Regions from separate parts of the Mus musculus genome. Here region 2 is linked to region 1. The links are chromatin loops, found by intact Hi-C in ENCODE. Cell type or tissue: left cerebral cortex. All regions are shown on one strand. Links, peaks and the distances in the headings refer to the core of each region. The heading gives the core; the rest is flanking DNA.

The links. Peaks named below come from ENCODE experiments on the same cell type or tissue, not always from the same donor. Only the 100,000 strongest peaks of a DNase experiment are listed, where the experiment ranks them.
Region 2: it touches region 1 in a loop (3-fold over the local background); 2 of 42 quality-filtered maps call a loop at or near these places.

The regions. Positions count from the first base shown.
Region 1 is chr6:143,160,768-143,169,659 of GRCm38, forward strand. It overlaps Etnk1 (ethanolamine kinase 1), which reads left to right and starts at 6,463. Exons shown (of 8, transcript NM_029250.2): 1 at 6,463-6,869. The coding sequence starts at 6,714. In left cerebral cortex, for the core only: a CTCF peak has its summit at 6,114; DNase peaks (open chromatin) are centred at 6,287, 6,720 and 7,070; H3K4me3 peaks cover 3,524 bases; H3K27ac peaks cover 2,864 bases.
Region 2 is chr6:142,500,040-142,505,039 of GRCm38, forward strand. Ldhb (lactate dehydrogenase B) reads right to left here. Exons shown (of 8, transcript NM_008492.3): 3 at 1,301-1,418. Among named protein-coding and RNA genes, the nearest start is that of Ldhb, 5.4 kb to the right of the region's middle. In left cerebral cortex, for the core only: no CTCF peak of the experiment used is centred there; DNase peaks (open chromatin) are centred at 2,198, 3,842 and 4,255; H3K4me3 peaks cover 1,007 bases; H3K27ac peaks cover 1,338 bases.

The DNA.
Region 1 (8,892 bases), core at 3,893-8,892:
CCAGGGAAACCAACGCTTCTTTACTTTTTAAATCATTTACAAAACTATTATGATAGATAAAAATTTTCCCAACAATATAATTTCATATGGTTACATATGTGTCATTGGAGGTGGATTTTGGTATATGGCAAAGAAAGCCTTAATTAGACAGAATTAAAATAGTTTAAATTTACATATTGAAGATTTATAAAACAAACAAACAAACCAGGCACTAGATGTTAAATAATAATTGACCATGGGGTTAGAGAGTTAGTTCAGCTAAGAGCACTGGCCGTTAAAGATTTATTAACCTGCTCCTGGAAATATGCTACTAACCTTGGACGACAGCTCCCACTTGATACATCCTTTTAGAATTGTTATATTTTGATGGTTTATAATGATGTTGCCTGTTCTGCTTGTGATTCACTGAACACATAGTTTCAGAGTTGTAATGCTTGGATGACTTTTGTGCTTTACTGTGCCAAATGATTTTTGTTGGTGTTTGTGATTGTTTCACTGGATATAGTTTCTAAGAGATGTAATGTTTGGTTTGTTTGTTTGTTTGTTTATTTTGTTTTTTCGAGACAGGGTTTCTCTGTATAGCCCTGGCTGTCCTGGAGCTCACTTTGTAGACCAGGCTGGCCTCGAACTCAGAAATCCGCCTGCCTCTGCCTCCCGAGTGCTGGGATTAAAGGCGTGCGCCACCACGCCCGGCTAATGTTTGGTTTTTTTAATGTATAAAGTCCCCTGCTTGAGAGCTGCAGAATACACTCAGGTTCAGACTGCCTCTGTGTTTGTTTCTGTTTGTCACCGCCGAATCCTTACCAACTTACCTTCGAGGACCCCTCATTCCAGGCACCCCCATACCCGACTGGAGTGGTCCGTGGCACCCAGCATGTACAAAGCATGATCCTAGCGTGTGAAGAGCCCCAGCTTTAGTTCCTACACAGAACAAGGTGTTGGAGAGAGAGCTCAGCGGTTAGAGCATTTGCTGCTCTTTCCGGGGACCTATCGGTTCTCAGCATCCAGACGGCAGCTCAGAACCAACTGTAACTTCAGTTCCAGATCCCACACCCTACTTCTCACTTTCGTGGGTACCAGGCACACACATGGATACATACGTACATGTAAAATGCCTATACATATACATATAAACTAAAAATGAATAAATCTGAAGCACAAAACCAGAAAGTTTACCCCTTATATCCCAGCCCCCGTATACTTAATTTGTTATTACTTAATTTGGTTTGGTTGTTGAGACACGGTCTAATGTGGCCAAAGCTTTCTCCTGCTGCCGCTTCCCAAGTGCTGGAACTGCAGACAGATATCAACTCACGTAGCCTCCTGTGGATTTTATATAATATAGTTGGGGACAGTTTACTCGTCTCTGTTCCGTCACATCCCCAGTTGTAACGCACAGACACTGCTTAGGGTCATGGAGGGGATAGTGGAAAACCGTAGGCTCTCTGCTCTTAGAGGGCGATCTGATAGAATTAGATTTATCCTCGAGGCCGGGAACGCAAGAGGCAAGACAGGACCTGCACCGTCAGCCCTGCCCCACAGCGCAGCAGTATAATCTATGACTGTGCGCCCAGAAGTCATTCACAGGGTCTGCCTCAGGGTTGGGCGTGCAGACTGTAGGCAGCCAGCTGCCTCGGGCGATCTTCTCCTGGTTCAGCAGAGCAGGTGTAGCCTTGTTCAGCTAAGGCTTCTTTCCTTTTGTTTTTTTTTTTTTTTTTTTTTTTTTGCTTCACACTGAATGCTTGGTATTGCAGATGTTCTGAATTCTGAGTTTTCAGATAATGTTACATTGACAAACCTTAATTTTCTGTTAGGTGTATAGGAGTGGTATTAAGCATTTTTTTTCATCCTTAAAATTAAATTTGGGGGGTTGCATACAAAGAAATGGGTATTGTTCCAGAATCTTCATGCACATGTGTTATTTCATGGTGTTTTAGCTTGTTCCCCTCCCCCACTCTCTCCATTCCCCTCCCCCACTGTCCATCAGGCTCACCTCCCTTTGATTCTTCAATGTTTCTCTTGTTGTCAGGAGTCCCATTCCTTCTTCCTTTCCTTACACACACACACACACACACACACACACACACACACACACACGAGAGAGAGAGAGAGAGAGAGAGAGAGAGAGAGAGAGAGAGAGAGAGAGAGAGAGGGATCGAGCATAGAGAGTATGTCTTTCTCTTTCTTACTTGTTTGGTTTGGTTTAACACAATGATTTCCAGTTCGTTTTCCTACAAATATTACAATTTCTCTTTTTCATTAAAGCTAAGCAAAATGGGTTGTGTATGTCACTTCCTTCCTTCTTTCTTTCTTTCTTTCTTTCTTTCTTTCTTTCTTTCTTTCTTTCTTTCTTTCTTTCTTTCTTTCTTCTTTCTAGACAGGGCCTCACTATGTAGCTCTGGCTGTCCTGGAACTCACTATGTAGACAGGTTGTGCCTTGAACTCAGAGATCCTACATTTGTCTTTCTAGGCTGGTTCGCTTCTTAGTCCTAAGACTAGCTCAGCGACAAACATAAGCGTGTGAGCACCTCTGTGGTATGCTGATTCAGAGTCCGCTGGGTAATAACCAATTAAACATGTTTTCAATTGGGTAGATGATCCAGCTGTTAGACATGCTTGTATAATTTGATTGCACAGAATATTTTCTTCAGTAGATACTTTCTGTTGTTACTCTGGGAATGAAATCGAACTCTGTTATAATTAAAATATTTATCACTTGAACCTCTGGGTTTGTACTCGGTCATGCGTTCGCTCCCTTACACAGAATGCTCATTACATAACACGTTATAAATACTCTCCTTCATCATTTATGTATGGCATAATTGTTATGACTTAACAGTGCGATGTGGTTATCACAGAGCAGAGTTTTAAAGATGTTTTATCATGTGTAAAAGAAAGAAATGGGGGCCAGCAATATGGCTCAGCAGTCACATGCACTCCAGGCTTTATGAAGGGAATTCCATCCCTAGGATCAACAAGGGAGGAGAAGAGGGCAGACTTCTACAAGTTGTCCTCTGCTTTGGATACTATTCTCCTCAGAAAAATAAATACAACGTAATAAAACTGTGAACTGTAAAATAATGTCAAAAAAAGAAGTAAGAAAGGAAAAAAAAATTCAGTGTAAGAAATGAGGCCAAGATGCCTGGGCTGCACCTGAGTTTGCCCCGAGACCACTATCACCATCACTACCACCACCACCACCACCATCACCACCGTCACCACTAATCAGGAAAGAAAATAAACAAGAGAAGTGTGTGTGCTACAGGTGAGCTGGGATGTCTTATGTTGGGGAATCAGTCCTTGAAGTGAGAGAGTGAGTGAGCTTTCAAGGAAGACCCATACACACGGGAAGCAACTGGCACAAACTGGATGCTTCCTGATAACGTTTGTCGTGACAACTGCCGTGCATCCTTTCGGTGTTTGTCACATGGTGCTACAGTTTTACTGACCCACTGGAAAGAAGACTAGACCCAGGATAACAGATGAGCTGGCCATCAAAAGCATCCATCATAATCTGTGGACATTTGATGATGGAATCCCTGACAGAGGCTGCTCTTACTTACAGTGGGCTGGCAGAGTGTCAAGTCTTTACTAGCATGGCTTACAGTTGATTAGCATCATTTATGCCACCACTGCTATTTTAAGCCCTGGAAATGTGGCAGTAGATAAGATAAACTGTACCTTTTCCTCCTAGGGCCAACTTTCTAGTACAAAAGATGAACCCAGAAGAGGTGAACACACTCCCTGATCGTTGACAACTCGCTTGGCCATGCAGATAATAAAACCCACAAAACGGACCAAGTCTGACGGGAGGCAGAGGCAGGATGGTCACATGCTCCTACCAGAATTTGGCGGTTTTAGTCTTCTCAGTTTTAGCCGAATCTCACTGTTATTTAAAGTTACAGTCCTTAATGACTTAGGTTGTTGCACATGTTCTCAATGGATGCTGGCTTTGCTGTGTGTCTTCTTGGTAAATGCTATGCTCCTCTGAATATGCTAACGGTGAGTTTTTCCTGGCATGTTATCACATGGTTTTTTTTTTTTTTTTTTTGGTTTTTCGAGACAGGGTTTCTCTGTATAGCCCTGGCTGTCCTGGAACTCACGTTGTAGACCAGGCTGGCCTCCAACTCAGAAATCCGCCTGCCTCTGCCTCCCGAGTGCTGGGATTAAAGGCGTGCGCCACCACGCCCGGCATCACATGGTTTTAATCTCAGCATTTAGGAGTGCAGAGGCAGGTGGGTTTGTGAGCTCCATATTAGCTTGGTCTACCTAATAAATTCCAGGCCAGTTAGGGCTGCATAGTTAGAATTCTTTTTCAGACTGAGAGGGCCGGAGGGGGGGAGGGACAGAGAGTGGGGGGTGGGTTTGTTTTAATCACAGCACGCAGGAGGCAGAGGTAGGTAGATCTCTGTGAGTTCAAGGCAAGTTTCAGGTCGGCCATGGGATGCCTACAAAGATTCTTATTTTTTTAAAAAGGAAAAAGAACTAGTATGTTTGTTTGTTTGTTTGTTTGTCTGTTTAGAAACAGGCTCTCGTATTTCCTGAGTTCCTTATGATCATCTGTGGTGCCTCCCGAGTGCCAGGGTTACCCTGTGCCTGACCTTTTGCATGCTTTCTTAAAATTTTATTTTTAATTTAAATTGAATTTGGTGTTAGTTGTTTAGTTATATTCCATATAATTCTTAAAAATGTAACGATTTAATAAGGAGATACTACTCAAAACGTAGAAGTATTAGTGTGTTCTGTTATTTTAGTCTCATTAGATAGAATACATAATCTAGTGTGTCCTGTAATACTCCCCTTACCGTGTGTGTGTGTGTGTGTGTGTGTGTGTGTGTGCGTGTATGTGTGTGGGTGCGCTCAGGGTACTGAAAGTAGGGCATTCTATAGTGGTTTTTTTTTTTTTTTTTTTTTTTTTTTTTTGAGTTTTTCAAGACAGGGTTTCTCTGTGTAGCCCTGGCTGTCCTGGAACTCACTTTGTAGACCAGGCTGGCCTCGAACTCAGAAATGCCTGCCTCTGCCTCCCAAGTGCTGGGATTAAAGGCGTTCACCACCACTGCTGGGCTACATAGTGGTTTTTAAAAACACATACTCAAGTCTGGAAAATGGTCAATAAATTTACAATGTTGCAAAAATGCAGGAGTGGATTTCCCACTTTTTAGTGTAGGAAGTTTATCATTATCTCAGACTTATTTGTGACTTACAAAGGTATGTAGCCTCATTCAGAACAATGAGAACATAAATGTGTGCTAATGGGTAATACAACATTTGATCATTCACAAGTTATTCACTTGTACTCAGCCCCGGGGAGGCCAGAAGTCAAGGTGAAAGTCACCTCCATTGTCTCCGTCATAAAAGGAAAGCACAAGGGCGGACCAAAAACTTGTAGATGATCCGGTTGCCAGTATTTCTCTAACAAGCAAAGAGCAGAGCCTTTCTGATACAGGAGGTTTCATGTAGCCGTGCGAGTCCCAGGACGCGCTATGATTTAGCATGACAGATCTAATTTTCTTTCCTTCCAATTCCCTCCGAGTCTCTACCTTATATAACCGGCTTTGAATAATTCTCAGCAACGTCAACTATCTGACCCTTAAAATGAGTGTTTCAGTCGTCTATTATCGGTCGGCTGATGACTAAGTATATCCCGGGCAAACCTGGAACTCACTATGTAGCCCGGCTGGTTTGGAACTCGTGGCAATCCTGCCTTAGGCACCTGAGAACTAGGACAGGTATAGGTCATCACACCACTGTCACCGGTTTACTCTCACTTTACGTAAAGTTTGCCCCAAATACTGTGATTTCTATGTACCGTCAAAGGGAACTGGGTTGCTGAACCAAGCAAGCATGTAGTTCTGTGCACACAGCTTCAGGAACAAGGCGAGCAAATTAATCCAGCTTGGCCGGTTGAGGCCAGGCTAAGCTCACAGCTTAAATTTAGGGTTATTTCAGGACGTGCCTTCTGCGTCCCGTAAGAACGTCAGCCCTAAGTAAGCAGAGCCCACGACCCTAGTGATCTAGAAAGGTGACGCTTCCTTGACTCCTGACAGGGCTGGGTAGCACTCCACAGCTCATCGGTAGAGTTCGAAAGGGCTCGGCAGAGCTCGACAGCGCTCCGGCAGAGCTCGGCAGAATTCGGTAGGGCTCCGGTAGCGCTCGGGCAAGGCTCGTTAGAGCCCCGGTAGGGCTCGGCAAAGCTCGACAGTGCTCCGGCAGGGCTCGGCAGTGTTCGGCAAGGCTCGTAAGCGCTCCGGCTGGGCTCGGCCGCGCTCGGACTCCTTCGGGTGCAGGAGCCCAGCCAACCCCACAGTAGCGGAGTGCCTGGCGGTGCGCGCTCCCCGAGACCCCGATCCCCAAGAGCCCCGAGGCCCGCCCATTGTGCCGCGGGGTTCGCCACCCCGCCAGCCGCCTGACGCAGCCGAGGCTCCGCCCCCGGCGTGACGCTAGCGTCAGGCCAGTCCCGGCATGCTTCGCGGCCGCCCGCGGTCTAGCGCACTGAGGCATCTTCCCGAGAGCGGCCGTGCCTCCGCGTCTCTGCACTGCGCACCCCGTCCGGCCGCCCGGTTGCCCCCGCCGCCCGCCCGTGCGTCCGAGCGGCCGCAGCCCTCCGCCGAGGGCGCCCCGGGACGGAAGGGTCCAGCAGCCTGCCGGCGCCCGCCGCGCTCGTGGTCGCCGTCGCCGTGGTCGTCGTGGTCGTGTCCGCCGTCGCCTGGGCCATGGCCAATTACATCCACGTCCCGCCCGGCTCGCCCGAGGTGCCGAAGCTCGACGTGACGGTGCAGGACCAGGAGGAGCAGCGCTGCCGCGACGGCGCCCTGAGCCTGCTGCGGCACCTGCGGCCGCACTGGGACCCCCGGGAGGTGACCCTGCAGGTGAGGCCGGACGGGCACCGGGTTTCCTTCCCGAAGCCGCCGCGTCAGCGACGTCTGCCCGGCCCCTGAAGAGGCTCCCGGGGATGGCTGCCGCGGCCCTCGTCATGCCTCTCCTCCCAGACCCCGCAGCCCATCCGCCTCCCGCGGTCCTCTCCGCTGCCCTCCCTCCCCTGCGCTTCCCTCCCATCCCTGCCTTATCCAGCCCGAGATCTTCCCACATCCCCATCTCCGAGCCGCGGGAGAACAACTCCTTTCCAAAGCGGAATGACCGGGGACCTGCTGCTGCCCACGCCAGGATGCTAGGGAACGCTATGCCGTGCGTTATAGGAAGGCTTGAATTGGAAGGTTTCTAAATTTGTAAAGTCTTAGAAGAATTAATGCTCAGGGTTGGAGTGAGCAGTGGCCTGGGAATATTTTCGTGAGTCAGTGGCTTTAAAGACAAAAATTCTCAGAAGGATACCCCTACCCCCGAAAAGCTAGGATTAGGAAAAAAAAAAGGCACTTGCAAGTTATGATCCACCATACCCACAATTTATCTGGTGTAATTGGTTATAGTTTTTTCAGTGCACAGCTTGTAGGATTACTAAGGTGAATTTCCTTTTTCCTTGCAAACAAGCCAAATTAGTAAAATTTTAACGGTTTGGGATTGTTTTAGATTTGAGCAGTAATTTGTATTATTCAAGACGTCTGTCATTTTGATGACTCCAATACATTGTTGGGGGTTTATACAGGATTTATTGATTTAAGTTTTTTGCTAAATTTTTTTTTTAGTATAATTAAAACATGAGTAGTGTCTAGGCCCCAGAGCAGTTCCTGACACTTGGGGGCTTTTATGAGTTTTAGTTTCGATTCTTGTTAGAAGTGTTCTGAGCAGCTGAAAGAGACCGACCCATATGTTTTGGGGAAGAAACTTGTTAGACAAAAGACTTTGACATTTAAGGTGTGCCTGTTGGCCAAGTATATAGGAAATAGTTGATTCAAAATGATTTTTATGTATAACTTGGAAGATTATTGCATTTCCTTTAAGGAAGTGCTTTTCAAATGGAAGCATATCTGTTTGTGTATTTTTTGCAGTGCTGGGAAAGGCAGCTCTGGATCCTAGGCCAGTGCTCTACCTCTGTATGTAGCCCTCATGTTAGACTGTTAATATAGTGTATTCACTTGCTTGTTTGAGAGGGTTTTAAAATTTAATAAAATCTATTTCTGGAAAATATCTTACTAATTAAAGGCAGTTCTGCTTCCTGGTATACTGCAGTGCTGGCAACCCATATTGTTTTTTAGCAGTGACTTTTTCAAGTTTGAAGCTTGGAATTTCCTTTCATTTATTTGTGTGTAGAAAGTGGTAATAGCTGTCGAGTGAAGTGCTGTCTGCTGGATTGGGTTGAGCTCTTTTTAAAGTCATCGTTGCCTAGGAAATCCTAGGTAGGTGCTCTCTCTTTTACCTCACGTGAAATCTAGTGAAGGAAAGCCAGGGTAAAGAAGGACTTAAAGCTATTCTGACTGTTATATAGGAGATGAGGGTAAATCATGACTTATATGTATTTTTCTTTTTCCAGGCAAGGTGGCTAGATCCCTCACTCAACTGGCACCCCATTGTGGTGGGGTTGCAGGTTTTTGCCACCATTCCTGACCTATGCTGTGACTATGAACTGTAACCTTTGGGTTCATAATCTGAACTTATGTGTATTTAACAGATATTACTCACTTCTAAAATCAATAATTAGAAATTCATCCCCTCCTTGTGCAAGCAGAACTCTTGGATCAGAAGCGGAGCCATCAGTAAGTCAAGGCTAGGGTTCTTTATTCTGCCCCAGCTCCTAGAGGGACTTACATATGCTAGGACACTGCAAACCAGTGGTGCCTTGGGGCCTTGTTTAGTAATTCCAATTTTGTCATTATTTGTATTCTTTTGAGACAAGGTCTCACTGTAGCTCCATCCGGTTTGGAGCTGGCTCTGTAAACCAGGCTGGCCTCTTGAGCCTTGGGCTTTAAGGCTTTTGTCACTGTGGCCTGCTTGTTTAGT
Region 2 (5,000 bases), core at 1-5,000, 660 kb before region 1:
AGAAGATGCCCCTGGGACAAATGCAGTGCAGTCTACTAGAAAAATCAGGATGCTACATATGGGCCCTGCTAGGGTTGTTGGTATTGTTTTAAAAGCATATTTTTTAAAAAGGATTTGATTTAAAAAATATGCAGCCAAACTTTTACTTCAGAAATAAAACGGTCTTGCCAGGCAAAGCACCACACACTAACAATCCCAGCCATTGGGAGGGGCTAGCCTCAAGTGCATAGTGAGTTCATGGTAACATGGATTCCATGAGGTCTATCTCAAGCAAACAAAATGACCACAGGGCACACACTCGGGAAATCAAGCCGATGAAGAGAACACTTGTTATGTGGTGTACAGCACCAAATGCTACACGGATGCTCATGACAAAATGTTCATGTGCCGTGTGCACCTGTTAGCACAATCTCCAGAAAATGGTTTTCTAGAAACGGATGCAGAAAAGCATGCCTGTGTGAGAAAGATGCAGAAAGCAACCACCACCATCATACATCATAATTTGTGATTTTTTTTCCTGATGATACAGCTGCAGACCTGGAGAAGGTCTCATTTTAAAAGACTATATAGGGCTGGTAAGATGGCTCAGTGGGTAAGAGCACCCGACTGCTCTTCCGAAGGTCCAGAGTTCAAATCCCAGCAACCACATGGTGGCTCACAACCATCTGTAACGAGATCTGGCGACCTCTTCTGGAGTGTCTGAAGACAGCTAAAGTGTACTTACATATAATAAATAGATAAATAAAAAGTTTTTTTTAAAAAAAAAGACTGTATAGTCTACAAAAAGTAGAATTGAGAGCAAATTTTAAATAATAAAGGGGGGGGGACCATTTCTAAGTAGATGGAAATTCTGTAGTCTTTGAACTTACTAAAATAGGTCATGAGTTTTTTGTTGTTAGAGATTACTAAAACTGCCCCATAATTCTAGCTTTCCCTAGTTAAAAAAAAAAAAAAGTTTATATAGGCAATGGTGGCACATGGTTTTAATCCCAGCTCTTGGGAGGCAAAGATACCCCAGGTCTATAGATCAAGTCCCAGGATAGTCATAGCTGTACAGAGAAACCCCGTCTCAAAAAAATAAATAAAAAATAAAAAAAATAAAAGAATGAACAAACAAATGGAGGATAACAAAAGAAAGAACAGAGAGAAGTTTAGGACAGAGTCTTCCAGTAATAGATAGCAACAAATCAACAAAAGTGAGTGATCAGTTTGCCGTACTGGAGGGTGCATCCCAAGTATCCATTCATACGAAAACCCCTTTCATGTTCGATCCCTTCGAGAGTGCGAAGAAGCTACCCACCTTTATCGGCCACAATTTTCGGAGTCTGGAGGAACAAGCTCCCGTGCTGCAGGTCCATCATCTCTCCTTTGAGCTTGTCTTCCAACACATCCACCAGGGCAAGTTCATCAGCCAGAGACTAGAAACACAAAACCAGCCGTTCGCTCCTGTTGTGGTCTGAGTGTCAAATAGCCCACAGGCTCGTGAGTTCTGAACACGTGGTTCCTAGGTAGCGGTGCTAACTGGGGACACTATACAACCTTTAGGACATGAAGCCTCACTAGATAAATGAGCCACTGGGATGGAGACCTTGAGCTTTACAGAACAGCTGGCTTTACTTCCTGGCTCATCTGTGAAGATGTTAGCAAGCAGCCTTACAGTCCTGCTACTGTGCTGTCCCTGCCATGACGGTCTGTACGGGAAAATTAAGCCCCTTCTCATTCAAATTGCTTGCCAGGTGTTTTTGGTTGTCACTAATCCAGCACCCAAAATCCTGCAAGGATGGCTTAGCCCCAATCTACCCCACAGAAGCCTTCTACAAATGGCTAAGCACCCAATGGCCAAAATCCTCAAGGACATTGGAGTATGGTATTCAATCATCTACAACCTACAATGTTTAGGTTGGCTCTGAGCAGCTCAGGGTCTTGGCAGGCAAGGCACCCAAGTCATAGGATGAAGAGTTATGTCATCAGGAACCCAATCCCAGGCACAGGGGGGGATGACAGCTCTGTATCAAATATGAATACTAATTTTATCTACTTTTTTTTTTTTACTTAAACATGTTTAGGGGAAAAAAGATTCTTCTCCTTTTCCATGGAGCATCTTAGAGCCCACAGAATTCTTATTTGCATTTTAAAGACCTCCCACTTAACAGCCTAACAGGCTGTGCGGGTGCCCAGGATCAGCGCGTCCAATCATCCTTTAGTAACAGCACATGTGAGCCACTGCAGTTAGCAGGGCAACACAATTCAGAGCTTAATGTAGGAAACCACATCCCAGGATGTCAGGGTCTCTGTGTCAGAGCGTGTGGAGAATTAGCTTGGAAGTGCATGCGTAGTCGAAGGAAAGAGATGAGCCAATACCTAAAGAAAAATAACCAAAGAGCTGAATCCAGCTGGCTGTGTATGACAGACCTCCTCGAAGAGCAGTTATACAGACAGAGGCATAGCAACTATGCTGCTGCCTGTCTCAAGTCTCTCTACCCACACCTCCATAGATTATACATTCACCGTGAATATAAAGATATTATTAAGGAGCAAGGCTGGTTGGAAGCCAAGAGTGTTACCGTAGAAATCTTTTAATCTTAAGTCTCCAGTGGAACAGATACAGTTGTGGATTTCGCCTCTTAGTTAATGAATGACAGCCATCAATGTGTTGGTATTTAAGGCTGGTGGTTTTATATTCAAGTGCCTATTAACCATGGGATTTTTGTGGGAGGGAAAGGTATAACTTTTCAAATAATTAACCCAACCGGTAAGCGGCATTAGCTAGTTTGCATTTTGAGCTTTGGCTAACCTGGGGATATGTGGGAAGGTATCCTGGGCGGCAGCAGCAGTGAGCTGCAAGATCCAGGGTCACAGTTCTCTCCAGTGTCCTATGCTGCTGTGGCACTGGGTGGGTTACGCATACTAAATAAACACATTGTTTTGTGGTGCTGAGGTATTGAATCCAAGGCCTTGTGCACGGCAGCCATGTTCTCTACTGGGGCGTATTTATCTCTATTGTCAACTTTTGGGTTATGGTCAGATACGTGGAGGACAGCCACCTGAGCCATTCTTCTGCTGCAGCTGTGTGACCCTGACAGGTGACCTCAGTTTATCTTAAAACAAGGGTAAGACAAGTTCCTATGAGGATGAGGTGATAACAGGCCAAGAATCGCAGCACCTGGAAGGTTGAACTGATGCAAGAGGGACCGCCAAGATACTAAGGCCAACCTGGTTTTTTTAGAGGAGACCCCAGAACAAAACAGTAATACACACCATACACACAAAAGAAAAGTTTTTAAGTTTACCAGTTATTTAAAATAGAGCACCTCAAACTTGTAATGCCCTCCCCTGCTCCACCTCCTGGATGTCGGGATTACTGGCATGTGCCATCATGCCCGACACCACACTTTAGATATTTTCTTTAATTTTATGTGTATATAACACATACACACATACACACACACATTTTTAAAAGAAATGTAAGCTCAATTGTTTTAACCAAAGTAAGAGTCAACACTAAATAAAGACCATTTAAAACCCCTACATTTCAGGAAACTATCACCTATCATAAGTATCTAGTTAATTAAAAAGTAGCTAGAGAAAGGAGAAAAGAACACACACCGATGAGTCCTTTGATAATTGTTTCTCAGTTAAAAGATTCACAGTTTGATCCTTGAGAACTTAAAGGTCACACGGTGGCTAGAGGGGTGGCGCAGTGGCTAAGAGCCCTGGCTGCTCCTGTAGAGGAATCAGTCTAGATCCCGAGAACCCACGTGGTGGCTCACAACATCTTAAACTCTAATTCCAGAGCAAACAACACGCTCTTCTAAGGCGGCCATTTTGGGCAGGAGTGCACAAACATCTATTCAGGCAAAACACCAAAGAAGTTAAAGTTTAGGGTCAGGCACGATAGCCCACACTGGTAAGGTAACCCCAACATTCAATCCCCACAAGCAGGAACAGTCACAAGTTTGAGGCCAGCGTGAGATACATACAGACTCTTAAAAACAATATAAATAAAAAAGGTCAAGAACAGAACTCAGGGGTTTAGTTGTAGAATGCTTGCCTAGCATACAAAAGAGTCCCTGGGCTCAATCCCCAACAAAACAACACATTAAACTTCACAAGCAGAAGGAATATGCTTGGTGGGAGGAATTCAAGCAGCTACCACACAAAAGGGTCAGTGTGCTCTACCCAGGGCGGGCAGGGGGTGGGGGGAGGGGCTGCCAGCTTGCTTCTCTCTCTCTTCCTACATTTAAGGAAGCTCTCAGAACAGGCAAGGCCTCAAGCCACTAAAACTAAGAGGAACATAAAGAAGCCATGGTGTGAACGGCAAAGGGTGTGTGTAAGGGCAGCCAGGAGTCTAGACAGTTAGACAGCAGAAGGAAGGTCAAGTCTGGAGACACCAAAGCAGCTTACAACTGATGTCGAGAGCTTCGGGCCACAATGACTGTGGAAACAAGCTGGAGAACTCAGAAACTTTGATCTTGCCAAGATATGCTCAGCTGGTTAAAGGAATGCATATATACATATGTGTGTATATACATATGCATGTACATATATAGAGAGAGGGAGCAAGAGAGAAGAGGAAGGAAGTAGAGAGAGTACGAGACAAAGCAAAATGCAGCAGGTTGATAAATCTGAAAGATGCATATGTGGAAGTGTTCATTATCAAAATAATCTTTACAAATTTCTATTACACTTGAAATCACTTCAAAATAAAGCCAGAGGTTCAAAGTTTGAAGATAGGAAGACATTCTTCAAAGTTCAGCAAGCATGTCTCTACAAAAAACTCTACAAACATGTCCTAAGAGGACAGATTCCACTGCATCTAAATTTTCCAGCCACAGAGCTCAGTTTACCACCACAGAAACGAGGCAAGTCACTATGCTATCCCTCTTGGTATGGGGCCCACCCAACAGATACAATGAGATAAATCACAAGGAGACACCAGAAAAGCAGGCACTGAAGAAGATGCCATGAAACTGACCTTTTTTTTTTTAAAAATAAAAATT